2 separate regions of the Homo sapiens genome follow, and region 2 is linked to region 1. A link is a loop called in an ENCODE intact Hi-C map of the cell type or tissue named here. Cell type or tissue: dorsolateral prefrontal cortex. All regions are shown on one strand. Links, peaks and the distances in the headings refer to the core of each region. The heading gives the core; the rest is flanking DNA.

What was found. Peaks named below come from ENCODE experiments on the same cell type or tissue, not always from the same donor. Only the 100,000 strongest peaks of a DNase experiment are listed, where the experiment ranks them.
Region 2: it touches region 1 in a loop (3-fold over the local background); 3 of 110 quality-filtered maps call a loop at or near these places.

The regions. Positions count from the first base shown.
Region 1 is chr6:31,793,802-31,801,865 of GRCh38, reverse strand. It overlaps VARS1 (valyl-tRNA synthetase 1), which reads left to right and starts at 6,114. Exons shown (of 30, transcript NM_006295.3): 1 at 6,114-6,320; 2 at 6,616-7,035. The coding sequence starts at 6,649. LSM2 (LSM2 homolog, U6 small nuclear RNA and mRNA degradation associated) reads left to right here. Exons shown (of 5, transcript NM_021177.5): 3 at 3,359-3,389; 4 at 3,817-3,876; 5 at 3,984-4,470. The coding sequence ends at 4,109. RefSeq lists an enhancer at 5,662-6,516. In dorsolateral prefrontal cortex, for the core only: CTCF peaks have their summits at 5,642 and 5,846 (motif pointing left); DNase peaks (open chromatin) are centred at 5,825 and 6,165; H3K4me3 peaks cover 1,709 bases; H3K27ac peaks cover 2,251 bases.
Region 2 is chr6:31,545,653-31,548,387 of GRCh38, reverse strand. It overlaps ATP6V1G2 (ATPase H+ transporting V1 subunit G2), which reads left to right and starts at 1,780. Exons shown (of 3, transcript NM_130463.4): 1 at 1,780-1,910; 2 at 2,179-2,279. The coding sequence starts at 1,829. It overlaps NFKBIL1 (NFKB inhibitor like 1), which reads right to left and starts at 780. Exons shown (of 4, transcript NM_005007.4): 1 at 637-780; 2 at 1-225. The coding sequence starts at 693. It overlaps ATP6V1G2-DDX39B (ATP6V1G2-DDX39B readthrough (NMD candidate)), which reads left to right and starts at 1,540. Exons shown (of 13, transcript NR_037853.1): 1 at 1,540-1,910; 2 at 2,179-2,279. RefSeq lists an enhancer at 1,747-2,246. In dorsolateral prefrontal cortex, for the core only: CTCF peaks have their summits at 1,376 and 1,580; DNase peaks (open chromatin) are centred at 827 and 1,597; H3K4me3 peaks cover 2,500 bases; H3K27ac peaks cover 2,500 bases.

The DNA of each region.
Region 1 (8,064 bases), core at 4,457-6,956:
ATATGTGTGTGGCTTTAAAGTGACTTTTCTGTTGGGATGAGAAAGAAGATCTTTCTCCTTTTTTTTCCTTGAGACAGGGTCTCACTCTGTTGCCCTGGCTGGAGTGCGGTGGCGCGATCTTGGCTCACTGCAACCTCTGCCTCCTGGGTTCAAGTGATTCTTCCACCTCAGCCTCCCGAATAGCTGGGATTACCGGTGCATGCCACCACTCCCAGCTAATTTTTTGTATTTTTAGTAGGGATGGGGTTTCACCATGTTGGCCAGGCTGGCCTCAAACTCCTGACCTCAAGTGATCCTCCTGCCTCAGCCTCCCAAAGTGCTGGGATCACAGGTGTGAGCCACCACGCCTGGCCAAAAGTTCTTTCTCTTATGTTTGTTGTCAGACCACTTTTGTGCTATGTATCTCCCCCTCCTTAAGGGACTTAATAAAATGACACCACTTTGTACAATTCCCAAATGTTATTTCACTGCTGGAGATGGTGGGGTGCTGTCAAATGTTTTTCAGCAGCTAGCAATATGGTGAGAACATTACTGAGGCAGTGGGTTTCAGATACTGGGTGTTTGTTTTTGTTTTTGTTATTAGGCAGAGACTCACCCTCTGTCTCAAAAAAAATAATGATTGCCTAGTACTAGTTCATTTAAATTAATTTCCTAGAGCATATTTAAGTGGGTCTTTTTTTTTTTTTTTTTTTTTTGAGACAGATCCTTACTCTGTCACCGAGGCTGGAATGCAGTGGCATGATCTTGGCTCACTGCAACCTCTACCTCCTGTGTTCAAATGATTCTCGTGCCTCAGCCTCCTGTATACCTGGGACTACAGGCATGCACCACACACAGCTAATTTTTGTATTTTTATATTTTATTTTTAAATTTTTTTTTTCCTCCTGGGTTCAAGTGATTCTCGTGCCTCACCTCCTGAGTAGCTGGGATTACAGGTGCACACCACAATGCCCAGCTAATTTTTGTATTTTTTTTTTTTTGAGACGGAGTCTTGCTTTGTCACCCAGGCTGGAGTGTAGTGGTGTGATCTCCGCTCACTGCAAGCTCTGCCTCCCAGTTCACGCCATTTTTCTACCTCAGCCTCCCAAGTAGCTGGGACTACAGGTGCCCGCCACCATGCCCGGCTAATTTTTTGTATTTTTAGTAGAGACGGGGTTTCACCGTGTTAGCCAGGATGGTCTCGATCTCCTGACCTCGTGATCCACCCGCCTCGGCCTCCCAAAGTGCTGAGATTATAGGCGTGAGCCACCACGCCCGGCCAATTTTTGTATTTTTAGTAGAGATGGGGATTCGCCGTGTTGGCCAGGCTGGTCTTGAAGTCCTGGCCTCAAGTGATCCGCCCACCTTGGCCTCCTAAAGTTCTGGGATTATAGGCATGAGCCACCGCACATGGCCTAGACGCTGGGTTTTAAAGACTTTCAGAATTTTACAAAAATTGGGGCAGAGAACTGCCAACTTTATTTTTGGCAAGATAAGGACGTTTTTAAAACTGCTATTTATTACGATTATTTTTATTTATTTATTTTTCTTGAGATGGAGTCTCACTCTGTCACCCAGGCTGGAGTGCAGTGGCTCGATCTCGCCTCACTACAACCTCCACCTCCCGGGTTCAAGTGATTCTCCTGCTTCAGCCTCCCGAGTAGCTGGGATTACAGGCGTCTGCCACTATGCCCAGCTAATTTTTTGTATTTTTAGTAGAGATGGGGTTTCACGATGTTGGCCAGGCTGGTGTCGAACTCCTGACCTCGTGATTCGCCCGCCTCGTCCTCCCTAAGTGCTGGAATTATAGGCGTGAGCCACCGTGCCCGGCCACAGTTATTTTATTTTATAACTTTAAAATAGAGATGAGGTCTTGCTATGTTGTCTGGGCTGTTCTCCAGCTGGCTTCAGGCGATCCTCCTGCCTCAGCCTCCCAGAATGCTTGGATTATAGGCGTGAACAACCATTCCCAGCCAAAGGCTGTTTTTTTAAATTTTTGCACCATTCTCTCAAAGAGCACTGGTGTTTTGATAGCATTCCTCAAATAGCATTTCAAGGGGCTCGAGGATTGGGGAATGGAGAGGACATCACTCATGCCTGCATCATCAAGAGTAATGCTACCTACCTTTATCCACATATGGGCTCTGGTTCCAAAGCAATAAATGTTTGAAAATAGCTAGCCTGGGTGACATTCACAGTGAGACCCTTTCTCTACAAAAAAAAAAAAAAAAAGTCGGGAATGGTGGCTCATGCCTGTAATCCCAGCACTTTGGGAGGCTGAGGTGGGCAGATCATGAGGTCAGGAGATCGAGACCATCCTGGCTAACACGGTGAAACCCCGTCTCTACTAAAAATACAAAAAATTAGCCAGGAGTGGTGGCCGGCATCTGTAGTCCCAGCTACTCGGGAGGCTGAGGCAGGAGAATGGCGTGAACCTGGGAGATGGAGCTTTCAGTGAGCCGAGATTGTGCCACTGCACTCCAGACTGGCCGACAGAGCGAGACTCCATCTCAAAAAAAAATCAGCTGGGCATGGTGGCTCAAGCCTGTAATCACAGCTACTCAAGTGGCCACAGTGAGCCATGATCACGCCATTTCACTCCAGCCTTGGCCATAGAGTGAGACCCTGTCGCAAAAATAAAAAAAAAATAGCTGATGGTTTTGGGAGTCACACAGACTTGGACTGAAGTTCCCATTTGTTCTAAACTCATAAAGTTTAAAACAACCTCTCTGAGCCCCTGGAAGGTAATAACTACTTTGAAAGATGGCTGTAAAGATTACAAATACTATATAGAATACAGGTCTAGCCTTTACCAGTTGTTTAATGGTAGCTGTTAAGAATAGGTTGGTTTGGCCGGGGACAGTGGTTCACACCTGTAATCCCAGCACTTTGGGGAGCTGAAGTGGGCAGATCGCCTGAGATCAGGAGTTAAGGAACAGCCTGGCCAACATGGTGAAACCCCATCTCTACTAAAAATAAAAAATTAGCCGGGCATGATGGCATGCGCCTGAAGTCCTAGCTACTCAGGAGACTGAGGCAGGAGAATCGCTTGAACCTGGGAGGCAGAGGTTGCAGTGAGCCAAGATCACACCACTGCACTTCAGCCTGGCTGACAGTGAGACTCCATCTCAAAAAAAAAAAAAAAAAAAAAAAGAATGGATTGGTTTAGGGAGAGGAGATGTGGGGTTGAAAATAAACTACTCTGTTAGTTGTCTTTCCTACTCCAGGGCTTAGGAATGCCCCCTTTTGGTTCTACCTTTTCTGACATCCTCAAGTCCTTGACTTCTCCCAGTCATGTTCTCATCCCAGCTCTGAAGTCACCTCTATGTTGACTTTGTTATAAACTAATTTGATTCTTCTCTCCCTCTGCCCTTGACAGCATCTGTGGAACCCTCCATTCTGTGGATCAGGTGAGATATAGCACGGGCCCCAGAATTGGTTCCTGGAGAAGGAGAGGGGAGACTTAAGGGTTGGGTTCTTACATCATGTCTCTAGGGTTAATAATGGTGTTCGTCGGCCAGGCACGGTGGCTCACGCCTGTAATCCCAGCACTTTGAGAGGCCGAGGCCTGAGGTCAGGAGTTCAAGACAAGCCTGACAAACATGGTGAAACCCCGTCTCTACTAAAAATACAAAAAATTAGCTGGGCGTGGTGGTGGGCACCTGTAATCCCAGCTAGTCGAGAGGCTGAGGCAGGAAAATCATTTGAACCCAGGAGGCGGAGATTGCAGTGAGCCGAGATGGCACCATTGCACTCCAGCCTGGGCAACAAGAGCAAAACTCTTGTCTCAAAAAAAAAAAAATAATAATAATAATGGTGTTCATCTTCCTTTCCTAGTATCTCAACATCAAACTAACTGACATCAGTGTCACAGACCCTGAGAAATACCCTCACATGGTGAGTTGGGGTCTGTGGAGAAGAGGAAACACCTCTAAAGCAGGAGGCCCCTGGGTGGTTAGAGGACATTTTTAAGGGTGTTTTCATATTTGTCCATCTTTGTCTAGTTATCAGTGAAGAACTGCTTCATTCGGGGCTCAGTGGTCCGATACGTGCAGCTGCCAGCAGATGAGGTCGACACACAGTTGCTACAGGATGCGGCAAGGAAGGAAGCCCTGCAGCAGAAACAGTGATGGCTCCTCCTCCTCTTCCCCTCCCTCTTTCATTGGTGACCCATAACCCCAAGTCCCAGCCCAGAACCCCTAACCCCCAATACTTGAAGGGGTTTTGTTTTTTTACTAATGATGGTTTTGTGGGTTTTTTTTAAGGGATGAGTGGATGAGAGGAGTAATAGGGAACAGCTATCCTCTCTTGAGAAGGGGAGGATAAGTAGGCTGGGAAACTTCAAAGCCTTCCCAGTCCCCAGCACCTGCCTTTCTCACTACTTCTCTGGAGATGGTAGGAGAGTTTCCTAGGTCTTTCCAGGGCAGCATGTGATTCATTTGGGGATGGAAGGAATCTGTCCCGCATCGGGAATAAAATTTATGATGCAAATTTGTGTTTTGGTTCTGTTACTATGTGTTGGGCAGGGGGCTGGGACATGGAAAAGGATGTCGAATTCATCCAAGCCCCTGTTACTCTGCGTTAACCCAGCCAAGAATCCAACTCAGCTTCCCACTACTCTCCTTGGTATAAAGCATATAATACAGTTGCTCTACACCATGTTTCCCCAACATGTCCCTACCTGTATGTTCTCCCTGTGGCCTTTTGCTTATACCATACCTGCAACTGGAGTGCTTGCTGTCCTTCCATTAATGTGATAGTGTCATAAGATACATTTCATGCTACCAGACTTCACCAATCCAACCAAATCAGTTCATGTTTTCTGAATATGTATAGAAGATAAATACAAGTGATGTAATTTATATTTTAGAGAAAAGTTGTGACTGGGAATTACTAAACTTCATTCACTCATTCAGCAAATATGAGTTCATGATACAGATGAGACTTCTCAGCCTTAAGGGACCCTTAGAGACCATCTAGTGTGACCCTCCTTTTTGTTTTTGAGACGGGAGTCTCACTCTGTTGCCCAGGGTGGAGTGCACTGGCTTGGTCTGGCTCACTGCAACCTCCGCCTCCCGGTTCAAGCGATTCTCCTGCCACAGCTCCTGAGTAGCTGGGATTACAGATGCCCACCACCATGCCCGGCTAATTTTTTTTTTTTTTTTTTTTTTTTGAGATGGAGTCTCACTTTGTCACCCAGGCTGGACTGCAGTGGTGTGATCTTAGCTCTGCAATCTCCGCCTCCCAGGTTCAAGTGATCTTCTTGCCTCAGCTTCCCAAGTAGCTGGGCTTACAGGTGTGTGCCACCACGCCTGGCTAATTTTTGTATTTTTACAAATACTGCAGCTCTGTCGCCAGGCTGGAGTGCAGTGGCACGATCTCAGTTCACTGCAACCTCAACCTCCAGGGTTCAAGCAATTCCCTGCCTCAGGCTCCGGGGTAGCTGGGATTACAGGCGCCTGCCACCACACCTGGCTAATTTTTGTATTTTTAGTAGAGACGGGGTTTCACCATCTTGGCCTGGCTGGTCTTGAACTCCTGACCTGGTGATCCACCCGCCCTGGCCTCCCAGAGTGCTGGGATTACAGGCGTGAGACGGGCTTTCACCACCTTGGCCAGGCTAGTCTTGAACTTCTGACCTCAGGTGATCCGCCCACCTCGGCCTCCCAAAGTGCTGGGATTATAGGCGTGAGCCACTGCGCCCGGCCGTCACCCTTTTTTCATACATGAGGAGATGAGGCTCAAAGAGGAAGCTGGACGCCAGGGCCTCGGCAAATGGACCTCCCCTTCGGTCCTCATCAGGCGGCTCCCTGCTGGGCACCTCCCCGCTACCGGGTGGGGAACGCCCTCCACCGGCAGGGCCGGCCGACCCTCTTGGGCCAGTTCCCTAGCTGCCCGCTGGGCGCCGCCCTCGCCACCCGGCCGAGGACCCGCACAAGGTGCCCGTGGCGGCGCCTGACGGGAGCGTCGTGCTCAGGGGTGTCCTCTCGTCCTGCGTCCGCGCCCAGCGCCCCGCGCCCCGCGCTGTTCCTCGTGAGACCGGCGGGCGGCGAGCCGCGCGGCCCCCGGGGCAGTGTCGGACACGGCGGGCGCGCACTCGCAGGCGGGGCACGGCCGCCCCCGCCAGGACCCGCAGGCCCGGAAACGCTCCCTGTCACAAAGGGGGGAACACGTGGGCGCCGGCTGCCGGGGCGGCGATCTTAGGGAACTAGGGTCACCTGGAGAGCCGCCCACCGTCTCTGCCCGCTCGACTCCTCCGCCCGGGCCGCTCGGCCGGTCCAGCCGCGGCCGGCGCCTGGCTGTGAGGTGGATTCCCGGCCCAGTCTGACCATCTCCCTCCAGTACGTACACGCGGCTCGAACCCGCATCCAACCAGACGCCGACCCGCTCCTGAGAGCCTTCCACACTCCCCGAAGCCCCGCGATGGTGGATAGTTCCTCTTCCCCAGGAACTCCCCACTGACACTGCCCCTCTGAGAGCCAGGTCCTCGGCTCCTGACAGCCTGCCTGGTCAGACCCTCAGTCCTATGGGACTCGGGTGTCTGCGGCGAAGGAGCTCCCGTGAGGGTCCCCTCTCTACTCAAACATAGGACCCACCTCGATCCCGCAGTCTTCCCCTGTCTCTCTTTCTCCTTAGGTTTTTCCACTTCGTTCGGACCTTCTCATAACTATGTCCACCCTCTACGTCTCCCCTCACCCAGATGCCTTCCCCAGCCTCCGAGCCCTCATAGCCGCTCGCTATGGGGAGGCTGGGGAGGGTCCCGGATGGGGAGGAGCCCACCCCCGCATCTGTCTCCAGCCACCCCCGACTAGCAGGACTCCCTTTCCCCCACCCCGCCTGCCGGCCCTGGAGCAGGGGCCCGGTGGGCTCTGGGTGTGGGGGGCCACGGCTGTGGCCCAGCTGCTGTGGCCAGCAGGCCTGGGGGGCCCAGGGGGCAGCCGGGCGGCTGTCCTTGTCCAACAGTGGGTCAGTTACGCCGACACGGAGTTAATACCAGCTGCCTGTGGAGCAACGCTGCCGGCCCTGGGACTCCGAAGCTCGGCCCAGGACCCCCAGGTGAGGGGGTTGTACAGAAGAGGGGGAGGGGAGAAATTCAGAGGAGGGAAGCGAGGACTGGAATGGACAATGAGACAAGAAGGTAGTACATCAGATGTGGGAAAAGAGTGATCAAATCCCAGATTGCCAACTGGTATGGTAACCCTGGGCACGTTTCATAGACCCGCTGTGTCTTGGTCTTCCTATGTCTATGAACACGCAGGCAAGTTGATGTAATGCTTGCCTCACTGAGTTAATAGGATTAAAAGATGTGCGCAGAGCACATAGTTTAGTGCCAGGCACTTTTAAAGTCTCTTAGTAAAAGTTTGATGAGTCTGAAATTGATGAGGATAGAAGTTATTTGAATTGTAGGAAAAGACTGGGTGAGGGAGAGATGACAATTGCTGGGAGGAGATAAAAGAGAAATGAAATGAGGAAGGTAAGTGAGAGGAGAGATAACCCTGCCAGATTGTAACTATCAGTCCTTCCAAAGGAGACCTGTGCCTTGGTGTACTTTCAACTCTGCCTCCTTGCATGGTATTGAGCACATGATGGAAAATTAGTATTTCTTGAATGGATGAATGAATGTGGCAGACCCTGACTTGCTCCCTCATATTGTGATCACCCTATCTACAATAGAGTCCTTGCATTCAGAATGTCTGTCCAAACAAACAAATAAAATAGAGTCCCTCTCTTCTGGAATTCCCTGTTTGTTCCCCTCTTTTATTTCTTTTCTTTTCTTTTTTTTTTTTTTTTTTGAGACAGAATCTCCTTCTGTTGCCCAGGCTGGAGTGCCACGGTGCGATGGTGCGATCTCAGCTCACTGCTCAAGCGATTCTCCTGCCTCAGCCTTCTGAGTAGCTGGGATTACAGGCGCCCACCACCTTGTCCGGCTAATTTTTTGTATTTTTAGTAGAGATGGGGTTTTGTCATGTTGACCAGGCTGGTCTCGAACTCCTAACCTCAGATGGTCTGCTCGCCTCGGCCTCCCAAAGTGCTGAGATTATAGGTGTGAGCCACCACGCCTGGCCCCTGTTCCCCTCATTCTGC
Region 2 (2,735 bases), core at 236-2,735, 250 kb after region 1:
CTGGTGGGCAGGGTCAGCCCCGAGCCGAAGCAGCAGGCACAGGGCAGGGGCATCGTGGCGGGCACAGGCCCGGTGCAGTGGTGGGGGCTGCCCAGCATCTACATCGAGGCCTGGGTGTCGCTGGAGGAGGGCCTGGGCCCGGACCAGCCGTCCTGCAGACAAGTAACGACGAAAGCGACGTTCTCGGCGTTGGCGGCGGGAAGTGGAGGCCATGGAACTCTTGGGCTGGGGAAGGAAAAAAGGCAGCAGTCAGGACTTCAGCCTTGGCTGGTCCTTCTCCCTCCATCTCTGACATCCCCTGTTGTTTCTCCCTTTGGTTCCGTCTTTTTTTAATATCTTCAGCAAGAGATGAGGCCTAACCTAACCCTGATCCTTTATCAGATGATAGATTTGAAAAAAAATTTTTTTTGAGGGGGGTGATAGGATCAGAGGTTTAATTTTTTTAATGTAAAATTCGAGAAAAGGGTAAATAATTGGTTTAAGGCTCAGGAGCCCAGGTAAATTTTTAATTTTTAACAAAGAACTTTAAAAAAACCCAACAGGGCCGGATGGGGAAAATTTTTATCAGCAGAAATCTGAGTTTTAAAAAGTCACAGATAATCTCCAATAATGATCTAGAAATTGAATATCATGTACCCGGCAGACAGATGTGGAGGCTTCTTCCTCTGGAACCTGGGGGGAGGGGTTACTCATCAGACCTGCCCCCGCCCCCCCAAGTACCCCCAGAGCCGTAGGCCCAAGGCCTGTGTTTAAGAAGCTCGGAGACGGGAGGCGGGAAGGGCGGAGACACTCCAGGCTGGAGGAAATGGCGCAAGCAGAGACGCAGGTGGAGGACGGAAGTGAACTGTGAGGGGCGTTACCGGATGTCGTTCCGCCCCGACCGGGTAGTTCTTGGCCAGATCTCCCAGGGGAAACTAGGGAACTTAAATTAAAGGGGCCGTCTGAAACCAGAAGACTGGACTGGAGGCGAGGAAAAGGAGGCGAGGGGAGGGGAGGGAGAAAAGAGAGTTATTTGGAGGTTTTTTCCCGCCTCCTCTAACTTGGCAGAGAGAGGAGATGGTTCAGTGATGGACGAAAAGATGAGAAGACAGAGAAAATAGAGGAGATAAAGACAGGATAAAAATCACATTAAACATGGAAAACAAAAACAAAAACCACAGTGGGACAACAACAGGGACAGATCAAAAAAAAAGAAAAAATACAGACAAAAGACGGAAGAAGACTATCGTAGGATGGGGCAAGTGAGATGCAAAAATTTGGACTTGAGAAATATGTAGAAAAAGATGGAGATGTTAACAACGGGAGGCAGGGGAGGGGGCGGGATGGTGGAGAGAGAGAGAAAGGTAGAGAGTTAGTTTAGAATTAAGCCCAGAATGCTCTTTTCCCAACACAGGTTGCATGATGACATCCTTACCTTTTCACCGCATTCACAACCCTTTATGCTTCCTCTGTTACCACCAATCAAGTTCTCCTTCTCTCACCTCAGTACTCCCCCGTCTCCGCCCCTGCCTCATCCCTAGACCTTTCCGACTGGGATGGCTAACCTGTTGTAAGCCCGCAGCTTTGGGCCTGGTCTCTGCTGCTCCCAGGCGGCCCCTTTGGGTACTGCCTGAGCAAGAAGTGCTGGAGAGGAGGACCAGTCATCAATAGGAGGATGAGATTGGGAGAGACACTCGGTGCAGGAGGCTGAGTGAGCAGGGGAGCACTAAGACCCAGGGGTAGTGGAGGACTGCAGCAACGAGCTGGAGGAGGAGAAGTAAGCGGTGGGGGGTGGGAGCCATCTGGTACTTTGACAGCATTCAAAACAGCATCGGCCATAACAACAGAAATGGCCAGTCAGTCCCAAGGTATCCAGCAGCTTCTGCAAGCTGAGAAGCGGGCAGCTGAGAAGGTGGCAGATGCCAGAAAGAGTGAGTCTCCTCTTTCCTCCCTTAGGAGTTTGGAAAGAAAATTGGGGGTGGGGGACAGCAAACATTTTGGGAAAACCCAAGGCTGGCGGGAAGACAGACAGCTAGGGTCTGGAGGCTGGTTAGGAGGGAAGAAATGGATGGATATTAGAATCTGGCACCTGGTTGGCTGAGAGAAGGCTGTATAACTTTCTGGAAGGGACTGACTCCTGCTATTACATTGTGTGTGTGTGGGTCCATCCCCACTCACTGTCCTTTCTTCTGCCTCCAGGGAAGGCCCGGCGACTGAAGCAGGCAAAGGAGGAGGCACAGATGGAGGTGGAGCAATACCGCAGAGAGCGAGAGCACGAATTCCAGAGCAAGCAGCAGGCGGTGAGTTGAGGCAGAGTCGGGTTGAGACCCCACTGCAAGTTGGTGGGTGCATCTAGTGAGGTGTGTAAGGGTGACTCAACAAGAAAATATGGTGGCAGAGGGCTGAGGCTGAGGGGACCCTGGCAGGGACCACAACATTGGTGAAACTTTGTGATGATATGTAGGAGAGTCTGGGAGTTTTGAAGGCCACATAGAGCTTGTGGGCGGAATGCCACAGTCTGTGTAAAGTATAACATCTATGTGGAGTATGATTAACATTTGTGGTGGAGGGTAGAGTTTTATGGTCATGGATGGTGAGGTGGTGGGGATATTACGGTCTGTTTTAGGATGAAGTTGCATGTTAGGTCTAAGGGGAAAGGGGACTGTGTTGATCTCTTTGGTGTTGGGATATTTCTGTGGGATGGGGGTGGTTTCTGAGAGGGCCTTTCTTCTAGGCTTTGTTTCAGGATCTTTCCC